Regions from separate parts of the Homo sapiens genome. Here all the other regions are linked to region 3. Evidence: chromatin loops called from intact Hi-C (ENCODE). Cell type or tissue: PC-9. All regions are shown on one strand. Region 1 overlaps LOC124900955 (a long non-coding RNA gene). Region 2 has its middle 94 kb from the start of LINC02120. Region 3 holds the start of LOC124900637 (a long non-coding RNA gene). Region 4 has its middle 28 kb from the start of SUB1.

What was found. Peaks named below come from ENCODE experiments on the same cell type or tissue, not always from the same donor. Only the 100,000 strongest peaks of a DNase experiment are listed, where the experiment ranks them.
Region 1: it touches region 3 in a loop (8-fold over the local background); 6 of 110 quality-filtered maps call a loop at or near these places.
Region 2: a loop joins it to region 3, with 4 times the contacts of the local background. A loop is called at or near these places in 2 of 110 quality-filtered maps.
Region 4: a loop joins it to region 3, with 2.2 times the contacts of the local background. A loop is called at or near these places in 4 of 110 quality-filtered maps.

The regions. Positions count from the first base shown.
Region 1 is chr5:32,913,819-32,921,818 of GRCh38, forward strand. The region is part of intron 1 of LOC124900955 (a long non-coding RNA gene); the gene reads right to left. Among named protein-coding and RNA genes, the nearest start is that of LINC02120, 30 kb to the right of the region's middle. In PC-9, CTCF peaks have their summits at 3,009 (motif pointing left) and 3,212; no DNase peak of the experiment used is centred here.
Region 2 is chr5:32,849,022-32,857,021 of GRCh38, forward strand. No RefSeq gene overlaps it. Among named protein-coding and RNA genes, the nearest start is that of LINC02120, 94 kb to the right of the region's middle. In PC-9, CTCF peaks have their summits at 3,787 and 3,992; no DNase peak of the experiment used is centred here; H3K27me3 peaks cover 1,020 bases.
Region 3 is chr5:33,295,410-33,303,409 of GRCh38, forward strand. It overlaps LOC124900637 (a long non-coding RNA gene), which reads right to left and starts at 2,564. Exons shown (of 2, transcript XR_007058725.1): 1 at 2,323-2,564. RefSeq lists an enhancer at 4,260-4,785. In PC-9, a CTCF peak has its summit at 4,706; no DNase peak of the experiment used is centred here.
Region 4 is chr5:32,610,027-32,618,026 of GRCh38, forward strand. No RefSeq gene overlaps it. Among named protein-coding and RNA genes, the nearest start is that of SUB1, 28 kb to the left of the region's middle. In PC-9, CTCF peaks have their summits at 3,237 (motif pointing left) and 3,436; a DNase peak (open chromatin) is centred at 3,245.

The sequences.
Region 1 (8,000 bases), 380 kb before region 3:
GCTCTTGACCCCAGTTTAGGGTTAGAAAAGCCAAGTGAGCTTAAGGCACTTGCTTTGCTTCCCTGCCATTGCCATGAACACGTCTATGAGGGTTGCAGAGAATGACAATTATCAAAGGCCTGTAAACATTCCTTCCATAACTTTTTATCTTAAAGGAAAATGGCTTGTTTTGGGAAATAGTGAAAAGGGCCAAAAGGGAAGTTGAATGTGGACAGTGTAAGTTTATGCATTCCAAGAAACCTGAAATGAACCCACTATTCAAGCAACACAGCTCTCTGTATTCCTTCAGCTTTATCAGGGCATTTTTAAGATTCTGTCAAATGTCTTTTTACTACAATGTCTGTAAGGGAGAAGACACAATAAAGCCCTCAACAGAGACTGTTGAGGAATCTCCAGTCACTTGTGCTTTTGTGATTTGCCTGATATCCACATAATTATCTAATTATATTTGAATATCTTTTGGCTAAATGTGGACTTTCAGAAGTCACAGCAAAATATGTTTTATCTGCCTAATTTATCATTAAATCAGAAGAGTTAGGTAGGATGAACATTACCCAACACCAAAGAGTAAACTTGTGGTTCCAGAGATTACTAAGTCATACAGCAGGAGGAAATTCAATTGTTCAGGACAGAACTGCTCTTTGAACTCTGAAGCAGGTATGTTCCTATAGTCAGAATGAATACTGTTTGGTGATCAACCCAAATCCTTTACAGACACAAACATTTTCTCCTATAAAGAGAACACAACTACACAGTACAGCTTATGTTAACTTAGCCTGATATTATCCAAGACCAATAAACATCTGGCCAAAAAAGAAGTCACTTTTGCTACCAAATTTGTACCTTCACTTTCCATGTGAGTTCTGGTCATACTGTTACAGTAGGTAGCTAGGCAGAGATGAGCAGGGCAGGAGAGGGCTCCCCCAACCCCACCAGGATTGTTAGGCAACCATCAGGTGATGGTCAGGCCATTGTTAACTGTCTCTCTAAAATAACTGGTCACAGCCAGCACCAGGGAGGAAAGGCAGTCTCCTAATAGATAGAACAAATCTGAAACTGGTGATTAGCAGCTTCCTGATAAGATCTCAGGAGCTGGGCAGGTGGGCTTAAGCATGAACATTAAAAGGCAAAATGGCGGTGTTGAACTGGTAAATGGCCTTCTAGGGACATTCGACTGGTAAGGGAAGAATGTCTCAAGTGAGCATGCGTACAAGTCTAGTAAACACACTGCACATGCTCACCAGCTAAATGCAGCAGACCACTGTGCATGTGGACAGCCCACCCCAAGGGAAGAATCAGGGGAGAAGGGATGCAAGAACCCAGAAGTATGCCCACACATAAAACCCCAAGTCAAATGTCAAATGGTGCACTTGTCTTTCAAGTCGCCCACTTGGTCCTCTTCCAAGTGTACTTTTATTCCTTTCACTCCTGCTCTAAAGCTTTTTTAATAGACTTTCACTCCTGCTCTAAAACTTGCCTGTCTCTCCATCTACCTTCTGCCCCTCAGCTGAATTCTTTCTTCTGAGTAGGCGAGAACTGAGGTTGCTGCAGACCCATATGGATTTGCTGCCAGTGACAACACTTACCTCAGATTGGGTGGTATAATCTCATATGACAGTCAGTCCTGGAACTGACATTCATTCCTAGACTAGTCTAATTCTTGTTATCTCTTATCTGCAAAAATGGCGAGTTGACAATAGAGTTTGAGATAAACATGTAAATGTTTGTATTTAAACAAGATACACAGTTAAATATACCAGCCCCATGGACACTGCTGGTCAAATTTTAGGTTTAGTATACTGCAGCAATGAGTTTTGAGATATATACTGGCTTTGAGATACTGTGGGAAAAAAGCCACGTAGAAAGTCAAAGGCAGCAGGCACTTCCAACGCATCTGGATTTTTTTTTTTCATATAAACTTTAGTCTTAGAATGAATTTTCCTGGGGAAGCGACTAGCCAGAAGCAATTTCAGGTGGAAAAACATTTGCTTACAAGGAAAGTTTCAGCAGAATCATGCTGGTTGAATGGAGAAGGATGAGATTTAAAGATTAATCCAGTTGAGTTTATTTATTTTTTTTTTACAGACGAGGAAGTTAGAGATGCAGGACAATTAAGTGCCTTACTCCAGATCACATGATCTGATAGGGACTAGGAAAGAACTAGAAACCAATATATCCTCAATACCAATTATTTTTGTATATGTCACAAGTGTCCATTTGTAATCATTTCTCTGTAGCCTTATTGAGGAATCTAAAAACAGAAGGATTAAAAATGCTACTTATCTTATTTGCAGGTCATGATGCAGATACATTTGCTTGGTGGACAAGACTAGTGATCATTCTTTCAGGACCACTTGAAAGCCCGAGATGGTTTCTTTGCAACTTAGATCCATTTATGTGTTTGAGTCTTGAGTTTTAGATACATGTAGAAAAATGCTTATTTGCAAAGGATGTGTCCAAAAGCACCTGTACTATAGTTAGAGGATTCCTTAGCTTAACCAAAGGCTTCGGAGAACTTTATCACTAACATTCTAGGTGACCTTGCCTAAGTTAGCAGACCTCTCTATGCTTTCTTTCTACCTGTAAAATCAGGCACCATGTAGATTAACAGAATGAGGATGGTCATAAAGTTTCTGAGGCTATACAAGTTGTTGAGAATGATAGAAACTGACCTATGTGTTTGTGGCAACAATGTGCATAATTTAGGACATAAATTGTTTAATGCAACCATCTTTAAGATTGCCTTAAAAAACTGGAAAGGCTCTTCCTGCTCAATCCCTGAATGTTCCACCCATAGGCTACATTCCATTAGGGTCCCATTTCCTTTCCTTCCCTTGCTTATAGCTTACTACATCTTTGTTAGGGTAATTTGTTGAAAGGAGATGGTCCTTCAGGAGCTTTGCTTCAAGGGACCCAACACTGGGTAGCCAAGTGCCCTCATCTCCTTATCCCTTAGAGTTCCTCCTATTTTAGGGAGACTAAGTGAATGCCACCCACAGGGCAAGGCAGAAAGAGCACCAGTGCCACCACCTGGATGCAGGGAGAATGAGGCAACACATAAAAGAAAAGTCTACCTGTCCAAGGGGGAGCAAGCTATCTTGCTTGATTCTTTGCCCTTCTGTTTTCATTTTCTTATCGTAATTTTTTTTGTCTTTGTATTTGTAATCACTTCTTTTAACATTTCCTACACATATGTGCTAATGATTTCTCAGTATCATCTACAACTCCCCTGCTTATGAAAGGGTCCAGAGAATGGTGAAGCACCCCACCCTAAGCCGGGAGATGAAGGAAACTAGAATTAGGTCATCCTTTGGAGAATGCATCCAACAGGCTTGATGCCTAGATGCAGGTCTACGTGTCCTCCTGAATATACAGGAAAAGCCTCTTTGTGAAGGTCTTTTTCATGCTGCCTGAGGTTCTGTTAAGTTCTATCAAATCATTAGCTACGAAATCAAGAAGACAGGGTCAGCGATTTTCTTGTTCTATGAAGAAAGACAGACAATATGGAGCATAGTAGTTGCCTGCCTCGTGACATGTGAGCCATGTAATTAATGATCCATGATACAAGGTTCTATACCATGTGATATAATTCGTAGACTAATCAGGGATTTAGGGTAATTGACTACAAATGTTCCTTAGAGTAAGAAATAGTCAGAGAGACCAAAAAATCCTTCCCAAGTGGACTTTATTTCCTTAGAGACTTTCCCCTAGACGCTTACTTCTAAAGATCCCTAGGTTATACAGATAGTTATGCAAGTCATTATAGATTACCCACCAGGAGTCAGGCACTGCTCTTGGCACCAAAAATGAGAAAAGGAACCAACTAAGTTTTCTAAATTAAGGTTAGTTTTTGTTTTAGTGGTTTAGTTACCTATTTCTGATGCAAAGTACTCATTTTTAGTGAACCATTTCAGGTCTCCCTGGATCCCAAGGGTTCCCTGGAGATAACTCAAGGGCAATGGGTTGTGGTGGAGGGATGGTGGAACAGTTTTTTTTGAAGGCCCCATGTATCAATTAGAGGAGCTTTACTTCTTTTTTTTCTATTTAGCAATTTTCTTTTTTAACTTTTAAGTTCAGCGGTACAGTGCAGGATGTGCAGTTTTGTTACCGAGGTAAACGTGTGTCATGAGGGTTTGTTGTACAGATTATTTCATCACCCAGGTATTAAGCCTAGTAACCATTAGTTATTTTGCCCAACCGTCTCCCTCCTGCCACCCTCCACTCTCTAATACACCCCAGTATTTTGCTCCTCTCTATGTGTCCGTGTGTTGTCATCGTTTAGCTCCCACTTAGAAGTGAGAACATGCAGTATTTGGTTTCCTGTTCCTGCATTAGTTTGCTAAGTAAGGGTAATGGCCTCCAGCTCCATCCATGTCCCTGCAAAAGACATGATCTTGTTCTTTTTTATGGCTTTATACTATTCCATGGTGTATATGTACCACATTTTCTTTATCCAGTCTATCACTGATGGGCATTTATGTTGATTACATGTTTTTGATATTGTGAATAATGCTGCAACGAACATATGAGTGCATGTGTCTTTATAATAGAATGATTTACATTCCTTGGGGTATATACCCAGTAATAGGACTGCTGAGTCAAATGATATTTCTGTCTTTAGATCTTTGAGGAATCACCACGCTCTTGCACAATGGCTGAACTAATTTACACTCCCACCAACAGTGTAAAAGGGTTCCTTTTTCTCCACAACCACATCAGCATCTGTTTTTTTTATTGTTTACTAATAACCATTCTGACAAGTGTGAGATGGTATCTCATTGTGGTTTTGATTTGCATTTCTCTAATGATCAGTGATGTTGAGCTTTTTTTTCATATGATTGTTGGCTGCATGTATGTCTTCTTTTGAAAAGTGTCTGTTCATGTCCTTTGCCCACTTTTTAATGGTGTAGTTTTATATTTCTTGTAAATTTAAGTTCCTTCTAGACGCTGGATATTAGACCTTTGTTAGAGGCATAGTTTGCAAAATTTTTCTCCCATTCTGTAGGTTGTCTGTTTACTCTGTTGATAGTTTCTTTTGCTGTGAAGAGCTCTTTAGTTTAATTAGATCCCATTTGTTAATTTTTAGTTTTGTTGCAATTGCTTTTGGTGTCTTCATCGTCAAATCTTTGTCCATGTCTGTGTCCTAAATGGTATTGCCTAGGTTTTCTTCTAAGGTTTTTATAGTTTTGGGTTTTACATTTAAGTCTTTAATTCATCTTGAGTTGACTTTTGTATATGGTGTAAAGAAAGGGTCCAGTTTCGATTTTCTGCATATGGCTAGCCAGTTCTTCCAGCACCATTTGTTAAATAGGGAATCCTTTCCCCATTGTGTGTCTTTGTCAGGTTTGTCAAAGATTTAAAAATTCATATGGAACCAAAAAAGAGCCCAAATAGCCAAGGCAATCCTAGGCAAAAAGAACAAAGCTGGAGGCATCATGCTAACGTACTTCAAACTACACTACAGGGTCACAGTAACCAAAACAGCATGGTACTGGTACTGGTAGAAGGACAGACACATGGAACAGAATAGAGAACCCAGGAATAAGATTGCACACCTACAACGATCACAGCTTTACTTCTGTCTGTTTTTGCATTGATATTCTGAGATATACTTGAAGAAAAATTTCTGAGAATTTTATACAATTAGGTATAGATGATTATGCTGAGCAGACTCAATCCTAAGAATGATCAAGATACCCCCAAATTATTGTGAGATCAGTCTAACAATTCAGTCTTTGGCGAACCACAGTGACCCATTCTTAGTGTCAGTCAGTGAATGAGTCCTGGATGACCTAAATATTTAAAATGGCTTATTGAGTATGTTATGGCTCAGTTTTATTTTTAAAATTCTGGGTTGGATTAAGGATTAACTTCTGTTAGGCTAAATGTTTTCAGGAGAAATTTAGTTGTCTCTTTTCTGGAGGAATAATAATAAAATCTGAAATAGAGTAATTCTAATATATCTCAAAGCATAAATACAGAAATTTAACAAGTAAGTTCTAAATAGTTTTATTCTGACTTAGACCATCTCTTCTGCATCCATCATAACACCTACTACAAGGCTGGAAAAATAGTAGGTGTTTAACATATACTATTGAATTGAGCTGAATTTTTCAGATTCTAGCATTGAAGAGCTAGATTGAAGAGCACTGAATATTTCAGATATAGTAAATACTATGTAAGCAAATAATTCCCACCTTTGTAAATCTGTTTAGAGCACTCCTCATTAAGGGAAGGAGATGGCTGAGCTTGGGGTATCCCTCCCTTCTTCCCTTGTCCTCCTCCTTTTTTCTCTTTCTTTCATCACCAAAGAACAGATGTGGTCTTTTCTGAAATTTTTGCTGGGGAGCTAATAATTTAAAAATTTTATTCTTTGTATAACCATTGTATCAGTTTTTATAAAAATAATAGAAGTAACATGTTTGCTAAAATAAATATCAAACAATTTTGAAGTATTGGTAAAAGCCATCCTTTGTATTCTTTTGAGAAAGTATCTTTCTTTATTTCCCCCCATGTTTATTAAGGAATAACTTACAAATAACAAAGTTTACCCATTTTAGGTACAGAGTTGATGAATGTTGGCAATTACATACAATCATGTAAGCTACCACAATCAAAATATAGTTTTGTTTTTTTTTTTTTGAGACAGAGTCTCACTCTGTTGCCTAGACTGGAGTGCAGTAGTGCGGTCTTGGCTCGCTGCAACTTCTGCCTCCCTGGTTCAAGCAATTCTCCTGCCTTAGCCTCCAGAGTAGTTGAGATTACAGGTGTGTGCTACCATGCCTGGTTAATTATTTTGTATTTTTTGTAGAGATGGGATTTCACCATGTTGGCCAGGCTGGTCTCAAACTCCTGACCTCAGGTGATCCGCCTGCCTTCACCTCCCAAAGTGTTGAGATTACAGGCATGAGCCAACGTACCCTGCCAAAATACAGAATATTTCTATCACCACAAAAAGTTCCCTCTGTCCCTTGAAATCATTCCCCCCAAATACCTATCCCCAGACAATCAATGTTTTGTTTTATACCATTACAGTTTTGTCTATTCTAGAGTTTCACATACATGGAGTTATATAATCAGGAGTCTCTTATATTTGTCTTATTTCACATAGATAATGTTTTGAGATTCATCTGCACTGTTGCATATATTAATAAGTCATTTTAAAATTGCAGGGTAATAAACAAATATCCAACATTTATTTATTCATTCACTAGTTGATGGACAATTGAGTATTTTTCAGTTTTTCAGCTATTATGAATAATGCTTCTGCGAACATTCACATACAGGCCTTTTTGGGGACATATGTTTTCATTTCTCCTGGAAAAAACATTTTGATGTGGGATTGGTGAACTATTTTCCAAAGTGGATGTACCACTTTGCATTTCCACCAGCAATGTATGAGAGTTGGAATTGCTCCATATCCCTGTTAACACTTGATATTGCCAGTGTTTCTAATTTTAGCCATTCTCATGGGTTTCTGCAGTATTTCATTGTGGTTTTAATTTGCATTTCCTTAGTGACTTATCATGTTAATAATCTTTATGTTTTATTGGCCACTTGTATACTTCTTTTGATGTATCTGTTCAAAACGTTTTCATATTTTTTATTGAGTTGACTTATTATTGAATTGTTGAGTTCTTTATGTAATTGGAATACACGTCCTTTGTCAGATATATGTTTTGCAAATATTTTTCCAGTTTGTGGTTTGCCTTTTCATTTTCTTAATTATTTCAAAAAGCAAAAGATCTTAATTTTGCTAAAAGTTCATTTTATAATTCTGAAATTTTAGGTCTTATGTATCATACATGCTTTACGTAGCACGCTGAATTCATGTTTAAATGGTTTAAGAAATCTTCGTCTAACCAAATATTTTCTCCTAGAAGTTTTATAGCTTTGTGGTTTGTTTTATATTTGTGCTTCATTTTGAGTTGATTTTTGTATTTGGCAAAAGGTATGAATAAAAGTTCTTTTTTTTTTCGTTGCTTATGGATGGATATCCA
Region 2 (8,000 bases), 450 kb before region 3:
TTCTTGCCTCCCCCTGTTCTTTCCCAGCCTGTCAGCAAATTCTCTTGGCTCTACCATCAACACATTCAGAATCAGACCCCTGCTCCTGCCTCCCCTGTCACTATTTTGGTCTGAGCCACCATGATGTCTCCTCTAGATCATTGCAATAAATACTTACTGATCTCTCAGCTCCTTGCCCTACACAAGTCAGTTAGAGCCAGGCTTCAGGAAGTCAGATTGTGTCACTCCTTTGTTCAAACCCTGCAATGGCTCCCAGTGATGCAGGGGACCCACCAAGTCCTCCTTGGAGTGGCTTTGGAGGTCACTCTGTCTTTGTCTACAGCTCCTGCTTTCCCTCCCTCCTCTCCCACTTCTTCATTCTTTCTTGAGTGTCATTGCATTTTCCTGCCTCTCATGCCTTTGTTTTATCTTCCCCCTGTCTGCAATGCTTTCTCTGGCTCATCCACCTCACTACCTCCCTCAAGTCTTGGCTCAGCTCTCTGCTTCTTATGAAGCCCGTATTAATTCCCCTAACTGAGCTTCTCAACCTCCTCCCTGCACCATCCCTACCCCTGGCCTCCATAGCATGCTCTACTTTCTTCTTATTTCCATAGTGCTTATCCCTTGTACACATCTGATAAAATTTACTACCTAATTTACTCACTGTGTTCATGTTTGTCTCTGCCTGCTGGAAGGTGAACTTCATGAGGTTAGGAGCCTTGTCTGTTTTGTTCACTGATGTGTCCCTGTGCCTGGAACAGTGCCTGGACCACAGTAGGTGCTCAATTAATATTTGTTCAGAAATAATGTCCTCTCATGTGCATGTGCATACTCTACACACACACACACACGCACACCTATGCATATACACTTTTCTTACCTCTTCATTTTCTTTCATGCTGTGTTAGGTCCACAATGCTTTCCTTCACACTCTTTAGTCATATCCTCCTGTTAAGGGATGAATGTTTGTGTCCCCCACAAATACATATGTTGAAGCCCTAAGCCCCTGTGTGGCTGTATTTGGAGATGGGGCTTCCAAGGAAGTAATTAAGGTTAAATGTGGTCATAACGGTGGGGCCCTGATCTGATAAGATTAGTGTCCTTATAAGAAGAGACACCAGAGAGCTTGCTCTATCTTTCTTTCTGTGTGCAGGCACCAAGGAAAAACCAAGAGAACACAGAGAAAGAAGGTAGCCTTCTGTGAGCCAGGAAGAGAGCCCTCACCAGGAACCAAAATGACCAGCAGCACCTTGATCTGGGACTTCCAGCATCCCAAACCGTGAGAAGTTAAATTCCTGTTGTTTAAGCCACATAGTCTGTGGTGTTTTGTTACAGCAGCCTGAGCTAACACATGAACCCATGCTCTTAGACTTACCTTGAATCTCTCTTCCTCTATTAGGTCATTGCCAACTATGCTAGTCCACAGGGACACCGATTATCCAACTTTCTACCAAACTTTTAGATTCCCCACAATTTTTAGAAGCATTGACTTGCCCTCTATTTTGCGTGCGTGTACCTAGTCACCCCAATAAAATATAAGCTGCTGTATGCAGACAGAGGCTGAGACAAATACAAGTCGATGGTGCTAGGTTCCCCTTGGAGAAAGTAACTGCATCTTCTTCTCAGAGTGTTATAGAATTATTTTGTCGCCCAAGGTCACACAAATGGTGTTGAAATAGAATTGGGCTCTATTCTCATAAATCCTAGTCTAGGAGAATAAATAGCAAAAAGGAGAAGAGGAATATTTATTGGGTAACAGCAAGAGGAAGCCAAGAAAGTTAGAGAAAGAGTGACCTTGTGTTAGACAGAGAGGGCACTTGATGGGGAACTAGAGAAGCATGAAAAAGGGGAGAAGATTGGGTGTGTGGATCATTCAGTGAAAGCTGATGAGATGGTTTTGTTTGTTTTGCCTATTTTAAGGTATTTAATCACTATACTTCAGTCTGTTTTATCTAATTTGTACAAATTTATGGAGTACATGTGCATTTTCTGGGGTACATGTGCATTTTTGTTACATGCATTGATTGCATCGTGGTCAAGTCAGGGATTTTTGGTATTTGTCAGGATGTTTTTGAAGTCCAGCTGAATCTGGGTTTGCATATGGCTCTGGAAGCTTGAAAAAATTACCCTTTACCTTCTATCTTAATTTCCTCATCTAAAAAATAAGGACAGCCTTTGCCTCATCAAATGGGCATGAAGATTACATGAGAGAATGTAGCTGAGGCTGAGAGTAGGGGAGTGCATAAGTAAGAGCCTGTGCTACTGCTGCTGTGGGCCAGTGCGGCAGGAGGGTGAGGGTGAGGCCGCAGTAAGAGGGACAGGGATTGGCAGGTTGCTGTCTGCAACGCACTGAAGCAGGAAGGTGAGATGGGAGAGAGCGTGGAGTAAAGCTATCATAATAGGGGAGGAGAAGCATGGGCATGGGTGGGCTATTCCTGTATTAAATTCTTGCAGTGGAGGGAATTAAAGCATAATGGAATGTATTATTCTGTGCTCTGTTCTGTGGCAGAATTTAGCAGAGCCTCAATTCTTTTTTTTTTTTTTAATTGATAAAGTACCATTGTATCTCTGGGTCTTTATCTGTAAGCACTATTGAGTTGTGAATGTTAAAAAGAAATTAGGGTTACAGCCCCAGGGCACCATCTCTGAAGACCTTTGTGCTGTCGAGGAACAACAGGAGCATTGCTCTATAAAGCTCTGTATCTATTTATCATCTCCCCAGGGGCTGTTGTAGCCAAGTCACAGCGAAGACCTTTTAACATCTTCCCTAAAAGCTTTGTGCCCAGTTTGACTAATTCACAGCCCCGCTCTCCCAGCATAGCTTTTTCATCTCTCTTCTCTTTTACTACAGAGGTTCTCAATTAGGCTTTTGCGGAAAGGCTATCAGGAATAGCAGAGATTTTTCAAAGTACACATGCCAGCAGCCTGTCTGAACAGGCTTCAGTCATGGGTTCCTCATTGAGACAGTTGATCACATGCAGGCCTAAACTTTCCTTTTACACCTTGTAGTCACATCTCTGAATCAGTCACCTGTTATTTTATACCTGAGCTTGTGGAAACCTCCTCTTTGAGTCCTCATCGTCAGATCATGTCTCGTCGGTCCTTCATCTAAATTCCTTAATTAATCTCAGGGATTCAGCTGCATTCCATGAAGAATGGGCTTATAGTTTAGCCCTTATATTTTCAAGAGGTAATTGTAAATAACTTTGCAACTATTTTAAAACTTCATTGAAAAAGAACTGCAGATCCACTAGATGACAGGATTCAATCTTCCAACTTTCTGCAGAGGCTAAAATTTATGGGAAAGAACAGGGAATTCGCTTGTGACTCAGCAGTGTGACCAGCACTACTCCCTGGGAAGGGAAGAAGAAATCAATGGACAAGGGACCTGAAGGGACTTGTCAGACCCCAGGACACTCTACCTAGGAGGATAGAGTCATGACCATTTTCCCACTCCCTTTTAGGGAGGTCCCACAGTCCAAGGCATGGCCTAGATATATTGTTTCCAAGGCAAGAAGAACCCTCTGGGGGTATTGAAGAGAATATTCTAAGAATCTTTTAAATCAACAGCTTAGCCTCTTGACCATGAGGAATGTGCCCTCCCCAGGGATGCCTGGAGAAGACGGAATGTGCACCAGCCGCGGAGCCTTACCTCATCCTCCTCCCGTCTCTGCTGGCCTCTGCTCTGTAACGTGATAGCAGGACCTTTGTGCTCTCTGTATCTGCTCTCTGGGAGAAACTGTGAGCTGGACTAACTTGCCTTTCGTTTCATCCATTTCCACCTCCAGTGACACTCTACACCCTTATGCTGCCCCCTAGTTGCTCGAAGAGTATTTTGGGGATAGGCAGTATATCAAAGTTTGCAAACTGATAGACCACTTACAGATGTTTCATCTCGAGTCTTTTTTATTTTTAATTATAGGTACCAACATTTGTAATTCAGGAGATAAAATTCCACATTTCCAGGTTCTCTTGAAAAACAACTCCAAGTTCTAGCCTCAACAGACCACATTTCCTCAGGTCACAAAGCTATCCCTTTTAGTTGGGTCTGGGCTCTTCAGTTTGCATTTGCTACAATCCTTACTCCTCCCTTTTACTTTAAATGGATCTGTTTTACTAGATCATTATGACTATTTTTACCCATGTGCCCATAGATCATTTTCGACCTCCAGTGTAGAGATATGATTAAGCACACAGACATTCATCAGATTTGAACCTCAGCCTTAGTGATGGAGAGAACATTACTTAACACCAGACATCATATTTTTCTCATCTGTGAAATGGGGATAATAATACCTACCTCATAAGTTGTTATGGAATTAGATAATTTCTGCACAGCACCTAAGAATAGTATCTGGCTCATAGAAAACTTCCCATTAAGGACGGCTCTTTCTAATACACCTAATAGGGCACTCCTCTCAAAAGCTGTTCCAGGTGTCATGCACCTTTCCTAACCCCTTCCCTCACTTCTCATCTTCTCTCTGGTTGTTCCCAACTCATAAAAACAATCAATCAAAAATTTTAGTCACTCACTCAAAAATTTGGAATAGAATATCAACTAAGTGCCAGTCAATGTGTTAGGTACGGGGGAAAATAGTGCAGGGGAGATACATCTCTATGAGTAACACAAAGTCTCATGTCTCAAGGAGTTCATGACCTATGGTATAATAATGTTATATGTGATCAGAACTATAATTGAGCTATACATTAGGCCATGGATCACTAAGGAGGGCACAGCAATGAAAACAGTTGTTATAATCACTTGTATTTGTAAGTAGTGTGCTCCTAAACCAGCTCTCCTCCAAAAAAAAACAAAACAAAACAACTCTCTGTCACATTTGTCAATTTCTATAGTGTAAATACTTCTACTATGGCCAGTTTCAAGCTACCAATGGCTCAACGATTGACTCTTGTGGCTCCAGCACACACTGTTTGTACATACCTTTTTTATACAAAGCCCCTTTACAAGCACTCTCCTAGCCATAGCTCTGAGCAGGCACAGCTTGGATTATTGTCTATTTCAGAAAGAGAAACTGAGGCTCAGAGAGTTTTGTGACTGTCCCAAGATCACAGAGATGGTGAATACAGTACCAAAGAACAAGGCTTCTCACTTGACTGCAGCCCTGCCCTGTACAGTGCTCCTTCAACTTTTTGGGACACTGGAGAATTAAAAAAATTTACTACCTATGCACCTTTTGTACAAAGCTACAAGAAGACATGTTTCACTAAAATGTGGGAGTAACTAAGAAAGAGGAAGAATGTGATGCAGGCAATAGGCATCCTGCACAAGAGAAAAGTGCAGGGAATTTCAAGGATGTCATTGGTTTTTTACTAAAAAGTCATCTTATGGGGACAGCCTTGCAATAGGTCTAACGTTCAACAGATTCAGACTGAAGTATGTCAGAGGCCCGGAGGAGAATTTTTTCAAGAAGAAAAATTAAATAAAAGGTTGCAGATGTATTCAGAGGAAATGTACCAAACTGGGAAGAGTTTGGTGGTGAATAACAAGTAGATGCAAAAATAAGCAAATGAAAAGACAGAATAATGATTAACTCTAGGAAAAATCAAAGCAGGACAAATAAGGTAACATCATTGTAGCATAATATAGATCTCAGATTTCAGTAGCATTTACATAGTTAGAATAATGTAAACATTAAATATTGATTTAACCAATATGATGATGTAACCATATTTAGGAGAAGAGGAAGTAAGGGTTTATTCAGGTGGTGGGAGTTGAGGGGTGTGTGTGTGTGTGTGTGTGTGTGTGAACAGTTAAATATTATCACATCTAAAACTAAAAATGAAAAATCAAGGGATAGAATTATGAGCTTACATTTGACTAAATCAAAATGAAAATACTTATATATCAAAAATTTATTGTAGGTAAAGTCAAAGGGCAAGATTGGGAGATAATATGTACAACACATTTAGCAGATAAATAATTTGTTTCTAGATATATAAAGAATTTTACATGTAGCTCACGGATGAGTAGAATCAATATTGTGAAAATGACCATACTGCCAAAAACAATCAACAAATTTAATGCAGTTCCCATCAAAATACCACCATCATTCTTCACAGAACTAGAAAAAACAATTCTAAAATTTATATAGAAACAAAAGAGAGCCCATATAGCCAAAGCAAGACTAAGGCCTTTATTTCATTCCTTTGTGTGTTTAGGTGTGTTGCTGTGCTGACTAGAAATTACAGCATAATGTTAGAGAAATTGTACTAGCAATTAAAATGTCAATTTATGTGAATTTGAAAAAATGCATAAAAATCCTACATGTAAACAAGAAAAAAATACAACTCAAAGAAAAATAAGCAAAAGCTCTGGACAGGAAATACAGAGAAGAGTCACATATGGTCAATACATATATAAAAAGATATTTAGCTTCATTAATGATCAGAGAACTAAAGAAACAATACAATTTTACATTTGTCAGATTGGTAACAATCTAAAAACTTTTTTCATTGTCAATTTTGTACAATTGTAAAAAACACGTAACACACAATTTACTATCTTAAACATTTTGAAGTGTGCAGTTTAGTACTTTAAGTATGTTTTCGTTATTGTGAGCAAATACCCACAACGTTTTCGTCTTGCAGATCTGAAACTCTATACCCATTAAACAAAACCTTCGCTTTACACGCCCCCTGCCCCCGCAATCTGTCCGTGGTAACCGCCATTCTGTTTTCTGTTTCTATGAATTTAACTACTTTAGATTCCTGATATAAAAGGAATCATGCAATATTTGTCCTTTTGTGCTGGCTTATTTCAGTTATCATAATGCCTTCAAGGTTCATCCATTTGTAGCATGTAACAGGATAGCCTTCTTTGGAAGACTGAATAATATCCTAATATATATATTATCTAACATAATATATTATATAACATATAACATAATATATTATATAACATATAATATATTATATAACATATAATATATTATATAACATATAATATATTATATAACATATAATATATTATATAACATATAATATAATATATTATATAACATATAATATAATATATTATATAACATATAATATATTATATAACATATAATATATTATATAACATATAATAGATTATATAACATATAATAGATTATATAACATATAATAGATTATATTATATAACATATAATATAATATATTATATAACATATAATATAATATATTATATAACATATAATATATTATATTATATAACATATAATATATTATATAACATATAATATATTATATTATATACATTATCCTAATATATATACACACATACACATATACATATATGTATATGTATACACACATACACACATACACACACATACACATGTATGTGTATACATATACAAATACAATAGAGAGCTATTTGTATATGTATACACACATACACATATACATATATGTATACACGCATACACATGTACATATATGTATATGCATATGTATACATATAGATGTATACACACATAGATATATATACATACCACATTTTGTTTATTCATTCAACCATTGATGGACATTTGGGTTGTTTTCACCTCTTGGCCATTGTGAATAGTGCTGCTGTAAACAAGGGTATACGTATATCTCTTTGAGATCCTGCTTTCTTTTTTCCTGGATATTTACCCAGAAATAGAATTGCTGGATCATGTGGTAGTTCTACTTTTAATTTTTTAAGGACTCTCCATATTGTTCTCCATACTGGTTGCGCCTTTTTGCAACCCCATTAATAGTGCACAAGGGTTCTAATTTACTCCATGTTCTTGTAAACAATTGTTATTTTTTGATTTTTTTATACTAAGCATCTTAAAGAGTGTGAGGTAATATCTCATTATGGTTTTGATTTACATTTCTCTGATGGTTTGTGATGTTAAGAATCACTTTAGTCTTTAATGGTCATTTGTATATCTTCTTTAGAGAAATGTCTAAGTCTTGTGCTTATTTTTTAATCAGGTTATTTGATTTTTTTGTTGTTGAGTTGTAGAAGTTCTTTATATATTCTGGATACTAAC
Region 3 (8,000 bases):
TTATATAAATGGTCAACAGATTAGTGATTACCAGAAGTTAAGGTGGTGTTGGAGGCAGGCAGTAACTGGATATGGCTATTATAAATGAGAGATTGTTGTGATGATGGAAATGTTCTGTATCTTCACTGAATAAATGTCAGTATCCTGGCTGTGATCCTGAACTCTAGTTTTCCAAGATGTTACTATTGGAGAAAACTGAGTAAAGAGTACACAAGATCTCTCTGTATTATTTTCTATAGCTACATGTGGATCTATATTTATTTAATTTTTAATTTAATCTATATTAATTTAATTTTTTAAATCCACAAGGGTGAATAAACAAAAATAAATAAATTCTTCCTGAAGAGTTATTGTGGTCTTCTCATGTACGTTTCTTTCTGAGCCAGAATCAATTTCACCACGTGAAAAGTCCTGAGGTCCATATAATGACATATCAGCATACTTAGCTAGAGCAAGAATAGACAGTAACAAACAAACATAAAACATTGAACTAAATTCCAAACACCTCTTCAACCCTCCTTGAATTTAAGAATACTAACTTTGTAAACACAGATATTAGAAGTTCCACTGTGGAAAGTAGTTCAGGGCACTGCTTTGAGGGTCCTGAGCAAGATTCTCCTTGCTTATTTGCTATCAGAGTCTGTGTCTGACAATTCATCTCAGGCAACTTATACTCACCATTCCAACTCTTAATTCCAAGCCAGTTCTACTACTATTGAAGGAGGGTCCCAAAGGCATCAAGTGAATCCAATTCCCCACCCTCAAACTCAGCCACTGGGCATGGAAATATTTTAACCAGTTACCCATTCTCTAAAATTTTCAATAGCTTCCCACTTCCTATAGGAAAAGGTACAAACTTCTTAGTCCAGCACAAGAGGCTACTATCTAAACCCTACCCACTTCCATAACTGGTCTTTTATTTGTCCCCTAAAAGACCACTCACTTGAACCAGAATGTTTCTGTTCATCAAACCCAAACTTCTGTTCATCTTCCCACCTTCTTGTCTTCTTCTCATACTACTACTCCAGACTAGAGAGCTTCCCACTCCTCCTCTCTGGCTTCACTAAGTTCTACTTTTCTTTTAAAACTTGCCTCCATTCTGAAGCCTACCTTAAAGATGTCTCTTGCCATTAAATATTCTTTTCTTTCTGCCATCCCTCATTTCTCCACATAGCATTAGTTATTTTTATCATTTCTGTTTTTTTCTGCTCAAGTCCTATCTCCCTATTCAGATTGCAAGCCACTCAAAGAGCCTTTTATCTCTGTAAATCTCTGAAAACAGAAAAAAAAAGTTTATGTTGACGGCCAAGATTTTAATATTAGATCTGGCATAGAAGTAACTTGCTTCCCATCTGGACTTTAAATTCCTCAAATACAAATAAGGAAGATGAATTAGACGAGTAGTTTTTAACCAAGGATATGCATTGAACTTACCTGGGGCTACCTTTGAAAATATGTGACCCTGAAAAAGTGATTTTAACCATCTAAGCTTCCCTCTCTGCATTTATAAGAAGGAGACAATGGTAGCACTTACTTCATAGGACTGTTAATGAGGATTAAGTTAGTTAATACATATAAAGCAATTTTGCATAGCTCCTTGAACATATTAAGCTCCCAATACATTTTAGCTACTGCTAAATACAAATTGTTAAAACTTGATTCACTTGGATATACTTATCATTCTAGAACAGTGTTCCCAACTTACAGTTGGGAGAAGTGAAACAGGGCAGGAACCCCTCATAGGGGCCTGTGAGTACCACCCCAACAACTAGCATGAAAATAAAGGAAAATCTTGAGTTCCCTCAAGGGTAATTCCAGGCACCTAGCTATCCTTAAGAAGTAAATAAACAACTTGATAAGTGGGAAGGTAATAGTAGCTTAAAACAATAGCCAAGGAGTTAGAATCACCAGAATGTTTGGTTCCCTGTAGAAACTAAAGATAACATCTTAACATGTATACCTGAGTTGTTTTTCAGCAACCTGGACCCCCACCAAATGGATCTGCTGGCACTGAGACCTCAGATAAGGGGGAGCTGAGGATTGCACTCTGACCTTTCTTCTAAATTTCTTCCTGAGGGGCCTGGAGAAAGTCTCACCCACAAGCCAGAGCTAACATTCTTTACTACTGACTTTACAATTTTAAACAAAGTTTCTCTTCCTTAACCAATTGCAAATCAGAAAATATTTGAACCTACCTATGACCTGTGGGCCCCTCCACTTCAAGATGTCCTACCATTTTAGGTCAAACCAATGTATAGCCTCTATATATTGATTTATGACTTTACCTGTAACTTCTGCCTTCCTGCCTTTAAAAACCCTTACCTGTAAGTGTAACGTTCTTGTATCGTTTCCACCCTGAGAGCACACCAACAGACAACACGAGGCGGTGTGGAGCAACATGCTGTTTTAATGACGGCCTGGGTGCAGGCGGGCCCCAAGTGACGACTGGGCAAAGTTTTATAGTCTCCTGTAAACAGTAAGTGTCACAGTCCGATGTAACTGCTACGTTGTACCCGGATGGCCTTTTTCTGGATCTTCGTGTCTTCCGGCCAGGGTAGGTGTCTTCCCCCGGCTCTCTTCCTGCTTCTGCTATCGCGCACCCTGCTGGCGCACCCTGCTGGCGCACCCTGCTGGCGCACCCTGCTGGCGCACCCTGCTGGCGCACCCTGCTGGCGCACCCTGCTGGCGCACCCTGCTGGCGCAAGTTGCGCCTTGGGACTGGGCCTGAAAAGGGAGGAGTTATTCATCTTAAGCTTTCAGGCCCGGGGAGAATCTTACAGTAAGCCCTCTGGGAGTTTGAGTCTTAAGCATGAACTGCCTGATTCTCCTTGCTTGGCACTCTGCAAATAAACACTTTCCTTTCTCCTGCTGCAAACCTCAGTGTGGATATCTGGTCTTCCTGCGCTGGGTGAACAGCGGTTTGATACCAAAAGCTCCAGAGAAACTGCAACTAAATTCTTAGATGCATCTAGTACTATCTGTTAACTAAATGAATAATATAGTTTGCTCACAAAAGTATTCCTATTTAAAAAATATATATATATGTGTGTTTTGTGACTAATAAAATACCAAGTCAGGTACAGTGTTACTGAATTCATAGTTGCTTTTTGTCACTATGTGTTTTCATTGTCAACATACACTATAAATATAACTATTATCATGCAACATTCCTTCAGTTTATTTTCTCCATCTTATAATTTTCAGACAGACTAGGAAACACTACCCCCAAAATATCAAATTACTATCAGCATAATTTCCTAATAAACCTGTTCACCATGCTCATCTCAGAGTTCTGGGTAAAGTGATTTCTAGTTGCAACACAGTACATATGGACTTAAAAAGTTTGTAAATAAAACCATAAAAGAAAAAATATAAACTAATGATTATTTTTTAGTGAAAGGAATAGACTTGATGAATGTAAAGGAAAAAATATGACTATGCTACCCAGTAAAATGCCAATAGTCTTTCAAGCAGGTTTCTAAAATCCTAGCAACTCCCTGGAATTCACAATTCAGTAACCCAATATTTGAAGAAAGAAAAAACAAGAAAATGAACAACATGCTAGCATATCACTCCTTCCATAATTGTTGCTCATGCACACCAGAGCATGGATGAAGCTGAATGCACAACTTTTATGTTTAAATTGATAAAGGTAAAACTAAAGAGGGAAAGGGCTAATTAAGCATGTTCTTCAGCATCTTGCAAACTGAAAAAAAAAAATTACAAATAAGAAGTAAATTTTGAAAAATGAAAACTAACTTCTTTGGCAGAGAAATAATTAAATATTGAGCTGTTCCTAAAGGATTATTTTAGAAAACTCCAAATTTTTACTCTTAATTTTTACTCTCAATTCTCACATAATTTTTCGGTACAATATTGTAAGACACGCAAAATATTACTTAAACGTGTTTATAAGAAATAGAAAACTTTCATCGCAGAGGGTTTGATCACATGATTCCCCAGTTGCCCAAATCATCCTTTCTTTGAAGCGCATTGGTGATAAGGGAGATAAAAATAGTTTAAAATTCCACCCTGCTTATGGGATTTTTTTTAATATTAAGCGATCCCTCAAATTCCCATTTAGCTGTAACCCCCAAGGCAGTCTATTTAAGTTAAAAACACACACATACACAAAAAACAGGCAGAAGCAGTCAAGTGGAAAAACAAGAAATAAGAGTATTGAGACTAGTATATACTATTTTTTTAGCAAATCACTTCAACTCTCTGGGTCTCATGTACCTAGTTGTAAAATGCAGAAGTAGGATTGCTAAAAATCTATGATTCTACAGTCAACAAAGCATAGGAGGTCTCTTTCCTTGTAGCTAGAGATGTGGTAAGGACAGAGTCTCCCTAACCGCAACACTGCCCAGCTCACATAATTTCACTCCCTCAGGCTAAGCCTGTCAGCATGTCTTCTGGGGAACAAAGAGAGAACTCTGATGAAATTAGGGCAACTAATACCCAAGGGACAATTACAATACAGTGATTATCTTCTACAATTACTGGCTTTTAGTTTTCTCAAAGACTTCAGGTTTATCTATGCTGAATCTCCTTTGGAGAGATCCATGATGTCTCGAAGCAACATAGCTAAATTCCTTTTCATCTAAAAGTCATAGCTTTTGACAGATGCTATCATGGAAGGAAAGAAAGCACATTCTGTACCAGCTGCAATTACAGTTGAAGCATTAAAAAAGAAATGTTAGAGGTGGTGGTGCCATCTAGCTGCTGTAACGGTGAGACGTAACCTATTTTTATAAACTCCTGTAGGAAAGCACATATTCTGATCGTTTTCTATAGGCAATGAAAGGCATAATCTTTCTTTCTGTGTAATATCTCCTTGTAGAAAAGTAAACAGAGGCTCAGAGAGGTCAGTCAGCTAGTCAGCTAGTCAGTAGTAGAACCAGGATCAGAGCCTGGTTCTTTTGATTCCTCTTTCCACTTCCTCACCACTAATGAAAGACAGGTCCCTAATCTTCAAAGCAAGTTCTGCTTTCACATCGCCTCTCCACACAGCAAATAAATCACTACATTACAGAAGTATTCTCCCCTTCTTCCACGTGAAGGAAAATGATTTACTAGTCACCCTCTGAAAACCTATTTCTAAGAAGATCCCCTAAAAAGGAGTCAAAGGTATCTGAAAACTTCCAAAATTAGTAACTAGACAGTTTTGTTTTCCACTTGGAAATCCCTATAACCAGGTTCCAAAACCACCACAAAGCTTGGCCCTGTCATACCAGTATTGAAGATTTCCTCCCTGCTAACACGTAGGAGGACTGACTACACTAAAGCAGAAACATAATCTTTCTCTTTTTCTTCTAGTCACACTTGTATTGCTGTTCCCCAACAAAGGCATTGTCAGAAATGGAAGAAAACGGATTCAATGTCACTAGCCCCTGAGGCCCTCTCCCCAACCTTGCGCCCACAAAGAAACCACTCTCCTTGAACAGAGCAGCACTTCTAAGAAAGTTCCCCAATAAATATATACCTGCATTCATACACGCATATCACCACCACTTTGCTTGAAACCCAGGATATTTTTTTAGTTACAAAAGTAATTTTTTTGTGACTTTTTTGTAATAGTTTAATGAATATAGAAGAGTTTAAAGAAAAAAACAGTTTCTAGCTTCCCTACTCAATCCCATTTTCTTGACAAAATCACCATTAATAATTTGGTGTATAGATTCTTTATATTTTTTATGTTTTATGTTTGTGTAAATATATGTAAAGTATACATATTTATACTGTTTTCTTTCTTCTTCTTCTTTTTTTTTTTTTTTTTTTTTGAGATGGAATCTTGGGTCTGTTTCCCAGGCTGGAATACAGTGGCATGGTCTCAGCTCACTGCAACCTCTGCCTCCTGGGTTCAAGTCATTCTCCTGCCTCCGCCTCCAGAGTAGCTGGAACTATAGGTCCACGCCACCATCCCCAGCTAATTTTTATATTTTTGTAGAGATGAGGTTTCACCATGTTGGCCAGGCTGGTCTCAAACTCCTGACATCAAGTGATCCACCCACCTTGGCCTCCCAAAGCCCTGGGATTACAGGCATGAGCCACTGCGCCCAGCCTATAGAGGTTGTTTGTTTGTTTGTTTGTTTTCCGTGAAATTAGACTAAGCATTTTACTCCAAAATTTGCTTTTTATTCCGTTTATCTTTCTGGATATCCTTCCATGTTGATATGTATAGCCTTAACTCATATGGTTTAATAGCCAAATATGGCCAGGCACGGTGGCTTGCCCTTGTAATCCCAACACTTTGGGAGGCCAACGCGGGAAGATTGCTTGAGCCTAGGAGTTTGCAACCTGCCTGGGCAACATGGGGAGAACCCGTCTCTATAAAAAAAAGAAAATTTAATTATCTGAGCATAGTGGCATGTGCCTGTGGTCCCAGCTGCTGGGGAGGCTGAGGTGGGCTTGAGCCCAGGAGGTTGAAGCTACAGTGAGCCTTATTCATGCCACTGCACTTCAGTCTGGGCAACAGAGTGAGATCCTGTCTCAAAAATAAACAAAAAAATAGCCAAATATAGTCCACAATGGAGCTATGCAATACTTTTTAACCATAATGTACAGAATGGACATTCAAGTTGTTTCTAGTTTATTTTTTCTTTCTTTTTTTTAAATCATGAAGGACATTGTTATAAACATTCCCATATACGTCCATTCTTGTTTTCTGGAGTTCTTATTTCTATAAGATAGAGTCATAAAAAGTGGCATTCCAGTTATTAATTGTTAGATAACAAACCACACCAAAAAAAGCTTATGAATTTAAAATTGGGGCAATGCTTAGCACAACAACTCATGCAGCTTTGGCTGGGGTAGCTCAAATGCGGATAGAGGATTCATTTCCAAGAGCAACCACAAGTTGTTGCTGGCTATTGGTGGGAGCTGTTAACAAAGGACTTCAATTCCTTTCCACCTAGGCCTCTCCATGGACTGCTTAGGCTTCCTCACAGCATGGCAGCTGGTTCTAGAAGCAAATGTTCAAGAGAGAGAAAATGGAAACTGCTAATCTCCTAAGGCCTGGTCCTGGAAACTGGCAGTGTCCTTTCAACCATATTTTATTGGTCAGTCAGTCATAGAGCCCACCTAGATTCAAGAGGATTGGACATAAACCTATCCATAGGAGGAGTAGCAAATTCATATGCAGCCAACTTTAATCTATAAGTAAGATTGCTGAGTAAAATTATCGTGCACATTTTTAGTATGAATAAATATCGCCAGATCCTTTTCCAAAAAGGGTTAATTTATACATTCAGCAAATATTTGAGGGATATTAATTGTTTGGCAATGTTCCAGATATAGAATAGAGCAATGATCAAAACAAACAAAAACTTTTGCTCTGATATAGCTTAAATTTAGAGTTTGTAGATAGATAATCAATCAATCAATCATATGTCAGGTGGTGATAAATGCCATGAGAGAAACAGAGCAGAGAGGGGATGAGGGAGTATCTGGGAGGAGAGGGTGAAATTTTAAATAGAATAGGTAGGGAAGGTTTCACTTTCAATGTAACAAAAAAAAAGTAAGTGCAAGCCCTGAAGGGGTGCATGCTTGAGATGTTGAAAGCAAGGTGACAGGAGGAGAGTGAGCATGGGAGAGCAAGATTGAGAGGTAAAAACGTGTGGGCCAGATTGTGTTGGGGTAATTCATCCTCCCATAACCCTGTCTACTAGTGATATATCCTACACGCATATATTTATTGGACATCTGTATATTCTCTTCTGTGAATTACCCTCAGGATAAAGTAAAATAATAAGACATATGCCCTCAAGGTGAACCCTTTATTGGAAACTAATGAAATGGTTTGTATGAGGATGCCGAAAGAAAAAGATTCAATGCAGGCTACAAAGAAGAGAGCCTGAAGGATGCTGTCCAAAGGCTTAGGTTTGACATGTTAATTGTAGTGCTGTAGAGGGTGGGAGGACAGCCCTGGTCGCAGTATGTAAGGGCATGAGACATTCTGGGGTAAGGCATATCAGAAGGCAAAAGGGACCAAAAAAACA
Region 4 (8,000 bases), 690 kb before region 3:
TTTTTTGTATTTTTAGTAGAGACGGGGTTTCACCATGTTAGCCAGGATGGTCTTGATCTCCTGACCTCGTGATCCGCCCACCTCGGCCTCCCAAAGTGCTGGGATTACAGGTGTGAGCCACCGTGCCCGGCCTTGCCCGTTCTATTTTATTTTATTTATTATCATTATTTTGTGAGACAGAGTTTCACTCTGTCACCCAGGCTGAAGTGCAGTATTGTGATCTCGGCTAACTGTACCGTCTGCCTCCTGGGTTCAAGTGATTCATGTGCCTCAGCCTCCCGAGTAGCTGGGATGACAGGCGTGCACTACCATGCTTGGCTAAATTTTGGCATTTTTAGTAGAGATGGGGTTTTGCCATGTTGACCAGGCTGGTCTTGAACTCCTGGCCTCAAGTGATCCACCTGCCTCGGCCTGCCGAAGTGCTGGGATTACAGGCGTGAGCTACTGTGCCCCCGGCCACAAATAAAAATTTTTTACTCTCAAGGAGCATTCAGTCTATTTCATTCTTTGAAAAGCATGTAAGTTTTGGGAGCCTAGCATGGAAGGGAGTGATGGTTCCAGTGCGTTGGTAGTGGAGACTGCCTTTTGGTCATCTTGGGCTTCTCATGCCATTGAATTAGTAGGGAAATAAGGAGGTGATTGTGGTGTTTGAGTTCATTGATCTTGATTGTCTGAGGGAAATTGGACTGTTTGTTCCTACACAGTGGTGGCAAGGAGAGTGATGTTTGGAAACCAGGGGGTTTACTGGTGACTGTGCTCCCTTAACCAGTTGTCTTGAAGGAAAAACTTCAACCCGTAAATAGAAGACCTCCAAAGACTCACTGTAAGAATGAAGGTTTTGTACTTTTCATCTGGTAAAGAACCCTGGCCCAGCAAAGGTGCTGGAGGAGGCTAACTGGAACTCGGAATGGGCAGAGGGCAAAGGCAGCTAAGATGACCAATACAGACCTCACAGAAGTCAGGATTGTCACAACAGTGTTTTATGTCATTTAAGTGTTTCTCCTCTCTTTTCTCTGAAATAAGTTAAATGAATAACACCAATGCTGGCTAAAGTTTTAGGCTGTGGAGTATGAGAACAACTTGTATTGAAGTAGTAGTTGGTGGAACATTGATCCTGCCCCGTATTGGGAACTCAATCTTTCCACCAGGTGAAGGACAAGAGATGATGCTGAAGGCAAAAGGCTCGGATGGTGCCATATATGTATATATTTTATCTGTTCCCCTAGATATTCCATCTATTCCCCTAGATCCAGTCTTACCCTGCGCTCTGTCCTGGGAGGCTGGGATGTTTGGTTGGGTTTGGTTCATGGTGAAAGGAGAGTTTGGTGGGGTAGGGTCACCTTAGGTTGGCTGTGTTTCTTAAAAACTCCTCTCAAGGTGACTTCCTCTATGTGAGTTTCTTATGGGTTCCAGCAGCTACTCGGTCCCTACAACTTTCAACTGTGGGATGTTTAGTTCCTCTGTTACTACTGGTTACCCTTTTGTTTTCCTAAGCCTTCACTCACACCTTTGTAAATAATATATTTTAATAAATTTTACTCCTTGAATTGGCATAATTCGAGTGTGTCTTTTCAGGTTGGGAGCTTGACTAATAATGGACAAATAAGATTAGCAGAGACAACTATTACGGATTAGGATTAAAAACCTCTGTTACCTAGTTCTGTAGATTAAAGTCAAAGATGAATGTCTTCAAACTTTGTGCAAAAGAACTTCACTTGGTTATTTTTAATGTGTTTGGTCTTTCTTGCCCTATGAGGCCTCTAAAAACAGTCATGGCAGTGACCAGAAACAACTGTTAAAATCATCAACTAGCAAAAAAATCCAAGAAAGAAGGGATCTTCACAGTTTGACCCCCCGATTTAATAGGCAAACTTGTATCTATTCCAAGGCTACATGATCTCTTTGTGTTGTCTCACTACCAAAGATGATCAAGATTATCAGTAGGAACATGAGGTTATTGGCAATAACTAGGGCTACTGCCTATCTCCACGCAGGGATGATTTCCAGTGGCTGCTGTTCCACTGCATTCTCCTTGACAGAGTGGGTATTCATTCCTAGCACGTTCAACCCCAAGCAAAACAAGGTCAGAGTTGGATGGGGAGATTTACAAGTTTTTGAGGACTTGGGCTGACAAACTTGAAGAATGGCCAGAGCAAACTCTCGAGGCAGGTACACAAGTTGGAAATCAGACTTCTAGTCACAAGTGGCAGGCCTGGAAACCTTGACAAGTCATCTCAAGGGATGATGTCGACCTTGGCCGTAGACAGGTCTGCATTCTTGATGTCAACCTTGGCCATAGGTCTGCATTCTTGTGGTCTGCCCTTGGCCATAGACGGGTCTGCATTCTTCTTGCTGTCTGCCCCAGTGGTGCAAAAGTCTTAGAGGGGGAAGAACGTATTGAAAGCTAAAGGCTTTGACAATTTATGTGTTGGTGATAAGCTGGTCTTTGTTAGCACTGTCCTAGTGAGGCTGAAGGAATAAGTTTCTCTGCTGAACTTTCACATAGGTTGTAGCTGTGGCAGGGCTCATCAGGGTTGGATTCTCAGATCTCTTAATGGAAAGCTTTGATATATTTCATGTGTGTTTTTAAATAGCATTCAATGTATGTTTAAATATAGGAGTGTCCTGTGAGTGGCTCCCGGGGAGCAGCCGGAAGTGTTGTACTCGGCTGTCTATTGTGTGTGGGAGAGTCTTTCTGTTGACTGTGGATCTCATATTTATGAGGACTGCATGCAAGGATTGCCTCTCGAGGTCTCGTTTATAGATTGATATCAGCCAGGTATTTTTCAGAATTCTGTTCTGCCATTCCACTGCCCTCCTGATTCTGGGAGATGTGGGCATTGAAAAGACTTTGTAGATTTCCTTTATAATTTGGCCCGGATGTGGTTGGCTCCTGTCACTATTATTGAACAAAGGCTCTCAAATAGTCTTCTTGATATAACAATAGTTGTAACAGCTTTGGTGTTTAGAGATTACTTCTATTCAGCTGGGAAGCCTCCCAACAATAGGCAAAACATGAAAATGTCTTCATTTGTGTAAGTCAACTTCAATTATTTATAGATGTCCCCTACAAAGGAGAGTGAGTTGCCTTCTCTGTGGACTTGATAGATAGGAAAGGTCTGACAATTCTGCCCGTCTACACTGGAAAAGCGCCTTATCACTTATACACTGCCAAGCGCCTTATGACCAGCGTGCCATTGCAAAGATCACGCAACCAGCCAGGAAGAAGATCCTTGGGCGCCACCTAGTGTCCATCTCGGGAATATCAAAGGCGACTGCATTGCTTCTCAAATTGTGGTTATTTCCAATGGGTTGTGGATCACTACTTTTGTTAAATACAAATAAATGATTAGAAAAGCGTATAAAAATACAAAATACAAGTCTGAATGTTTTATTATTAGATTTAGCAATAATATTTTAATAAATCAAAAAACGTGAAGAAAAAGTAAAAACTGCACAATGTTCATTATCAGTATAAACAAAACTAAACAAAGAGTGAAATGGTGGAAATAGCCATTGAAATACCCACATTAAATACCTAGACTAGTTTTGAACAACATGATATATATCAATATTTAGTTTTTAATGTGATAAATGAACTTGTTTCTTGTTAAAACTTAACTAGATTGAGTTGATGACAGTCACAGGGGATAGTGTCTATCTAAACTGTTTCTATGTTTTGTTTTAATAATATGTATAGTAAATAAACCAGCTCACAGGGAAATATTATCAAGGGTGGGGGAAGATACTTTATTTTATTTTTTGAAACAAGGTCTCACTCTGTCACCCAGGCTGGAGTACAGTGGCTTGGTCATAGCTCACTATAGTCTTGAACTCCTAGGCTCAAGTGATTCCCCCACCTCAGCCTCCCAAGTAGCTGGAACTACAGATGCATGCCATCATTGCTTTTTTTTTTTTTGACTTTTTGTAGAGATGGGGGTCTTGCTATGTTACCTGGACAGGTTTTGAGCTCCTGGGCTCAAGCAATTCCCCAGCCTTGGCCTCCCAAAGCGTTAGGATTACAGGTGTGAGCCACCATGCTCAACCAGGATATTAATTTTTAACTTTTATATAAAATAAAGTGAGGCTATATTTTCTAGTATTTTTCTTCAATCCTTCATAAATAGCCAACTCTAACAATTGGCTGAGCATGGCCAATTGGAATGCCATCAGTGAAGTATTTCCAAAAGCACTATTCTAAACACAATCCAAACTTGATTTCTTCAACAGTGGGATTGTGAGTTTACCAGGAACATGAAGAAAGGTTATCTGGCAGTGTTAGTGCACATTTGGTAGCGTTTGTTAGTGTTAGTGTTAGTGCAGGCTAATACTCACTATGTGCATGGAGGCTTCATAGGTCCAGTCGGCGGGCGTGGACTTCAAATAATCTCCACCTCCCGGGTTCAAGCGATTCTCCTGCCTCATCCTCCAGAGTAGCTGGGATTACAGGTGTGTGCCACCTTGCCTGGCTAATTTTTGTATTTTTAGTAGAGATGGGGTTTCGCCATGTCGGCCAGGCTGGTCTCAAACTCCTGGGCTCAAGGGATCCACCTGCCTCAGCCTCCCAAAGTGCTGGGATTACAGGCGTGAGTCACCGCGCCTGGCCAAGTTCTTTTTGTTTTGAAATAACTTCAGACTTTAAAGAAAAGTGTAGAAACAGTACAAAGGATTTCTGTAAGTACTTCACTCAAATTCCTACTTCACTCAAATTGTTAATATCTTATGTAACCACAGTACAATTATCAAATGCAGGAAACTAACATTGATACAATTATCTAATGGTACCAATTTTACAACTGTCCCACCAGTATCCTCATTTTTGGTCTCAGATCCAATCCAGAATCTCCCATTGTGTGTTTTTTTTTTTTTTTTTTTTTTTTTTTTTGAGATGGAGTCTCACTCTGTCGCCCAGGCTGGAGTGAAATGGCAGGATCTCGGCTCACTGCAACCTCCACCTCCAGTTTTCAAGAAATTCTCCTGCCTCAGCCTCCTGAGTAGCTGGGATTACAGGCACTCGCCAATGTGCTCAGCTAATTTTTTGTATTTTTAGTAGAGACGCGGTTTCACCATGTTGGCCAGGCTGGTCTTGAACTCCTGACCTTGTGATCTGCCTGCCTCAGCTTCCCAAAGTGCTGGGATTACAGGCGTGAGCCACTGCGCCCAGCCCTCCATTGTGTGTGTGTGTGTGTGTGTGTGTGTTTTGTCATGTCTCTGTTTCCTCTAAATTGAAGTACTTACTCTTTCTCGACCTTGATATTTTGGAATCATACATGTCATTTATTTTGTAGGATGTCTCTGAGTTTAGGTTGTCTGATGTATGCTGATTAAATTCAGGTTATGCATTTTTGATAGAGATACCATAGAAACGATGTAGGCTTCTCAGTACATCTTATCAGGAGGTACATGATGTTTATTTGTCCTATTACTGGTGACAACTTTGATAGTTTTGCCAAGGTGGTGTCTGCAAGATTTCTCTGGTGTAGTTTTTCAAGGGGAAAGGAGGAACACTGCGATGAGGAACAAACTTTGGTAGAAGGAGAATTTCTGCCCTGCCTCTGGTATTCAAGGTACATGCAAGTGAAGAAAAAACACCAGCCTCAATGAAGGCTGCAGGATCCACGTCCTCAGGGGAGTAAGTTTCAGTTAAAGCAGGAAAGTAAAGGGAACATTCAGAGAAGAAGTTGAGAATACTAGATAATTTGCCTGTGCAGAATCTGATGAAAGAGGGTACGGTGGAAAAAGTGGGAGATTGGGTTAGTTAGCAGGGATCCAGGGTAGTGTGAGGGGTGAGAGACCAAATGACAGATGCCCCAGGAGCTTGGAACACTGGTGGGATTGAGGTGAAAGGGATTATAGGGCTTGATTTCATTAGGCTGATGTCTCTTAATGTTGTTCCTTAAAGAGTGAGAGCAGCGGCATCTATCTTACCTGGAAGCTCATTAGAAATGTAGAATTCAGGCCCTACCTCAGATTTCCTGAAGCAGAATCTATGATTTTAACAAGAACCCCAGGTAATTTGTGGGCATCTTAAAGTTTGAAAAGCACTGTCTTCAGAAAACTGTGAGCAAACAGTTTAAGAAGCAACTGTGCAGCTGGCAGGTTGCTGATGTCAATAGCCTATGCGCCGGTGCTGGGGGTATAGCACCAGTGAGTCAAGCAGTCTGTGGCGCTTGCTTGCTTTCTTTTTTTCTGTTCTTGAGACAGGGTCTCACTCTGGTGCCCAGGTTGGAGTGCAGTGACGCGTTCTTGGCTCACTGCAACCTCTGCTTCCTGGGTTCAAACGATTCTCCTGCGTCAGTCTCCCTAGTAGCTGGGACTATAGGCATGCGCCACCATGCCTGGCTAATTTTGGCATTTTTAGTAGAGATGGGGTTTCACCATGTTGACCAGGCTAGTCTCAAACTCCTGACCTCGGGTGATCTGCCCACCTCGGCCTCCCAAAGCGCTGGGATTACAGGCATGAGCCACCGCGCCCAGCCTGCGACAGCTTTCTGATTCTGTGTTCTTGGCTACAGGAGCAGTAGCTTTCTGATTCTGCATTGCCTGTTGATGAGAGGTAGCAGCCTCCTTGGTGGTTCAGTTGAACAGTGTGGTTTGGCAGTCATTCTTGGAAGCTCAGTCTTTCTTTTAGCCCTTGTAATGATTCTGTGAACTCTATGTACCCACTAACAAATCTCTTTCTATTTTAACCAACTGGATTGGATTCTCTTGTCTGTAACTAAGAACTTGGACAAGAGCGGGTAAGTCACAGCAATATCTCATGGTCAGATGAAGGTGGAAGCAACCTTGGTGTGTGCCCTGGTTCACTGTGGGGTCACTAACGGGACCTCAGACAAAGGAATTTTGAGAGATAGGATGTAGCAAATTCATGGGTGGAGACCACTGGACTCCACTGAGGAACTGCTGTCACTACCCCCAAAAATGTCTTTCTGAGGAATGATCGCTGCACAATGAGGCCTTTTTTACAGTGAGTGACTTGTAGATAGCATGATACCATATTGTATGATTTTCAACATGTAAAGAGTTTGTTACAGAATGCACCAAGAATTAAAAAAAATATGGAATGTCAATAAGAAGGCAATTGAAAACTTGGGTAAAATTATCAGGAGTTGGGAGAGATGTAATGTGCTGTCCACTAGACACAGACATGCCCTGCTCACATCTACCCCCTACAAGAGGAGTCAGGATTCTGACTTCTCACAGCATAATATCTAAATAGAATTTTTAGGATGTATCCTTTTGCACTGGACTTCTTTCATTCAGCATTTTGTGTGTGAGGTCCATCCGTGCTGTTGTGTGTGAGGTCCGTCCGTGCTGTTGTGTGTGAGGTCCGTCCATGCTGTTGTGTGTGAGGTCTGTCCATGCTGTTGTGTGTGGTTATAGCTTGCTCACATTTATTGCTTTAGTATTCCATTGTGGCATTTCTCTGTATATTATGTTTAATGTGGACAATTCTGTCCAAGCCTAGTTCCTCTTATATAGGGTGGGTAAATTCTCCTGGACATTTCCCCCATCTCATTTAGGACCCATTAGTCTTAACTCTCTGAATGATGGTCAGACAGGTGGTTATTGCTTTACCTTCATTTTCCATACACCCGCAGTCCATGTTCTTTGTGGAGAGGAGGGTGTAGTAGGCAGGATCGGCTCTTTGGGGATCAAGTGCAGCCGTTGGTGGGGGTCCTGAGCTTTTATTATTTTCTTTGGAGCCATTGACATGTCCTGCTGGGACTTACTCCACCCAAACATTGCTGGGTGCCAGCCACCCTGATGGGCTTCACCTGTTCCCTCAACTCAACCCAGTTCTCTGGAGGAGACCGGGCAACACTTCTGCCTTCTGCCTCTGGCAAGGCTATGATGGGGGGATCACGGAGGGTTTTCCTTAGAATTTTTCCTTCTGGCCAGGCACAGGACTCATGCCTGTAATCCCAGCACTTTGGGAGGCCAAGGTGGGAAGGATCGCTTGAGCCTAGGAGTTTGAGACCAGCCTGGGCAACATGGTG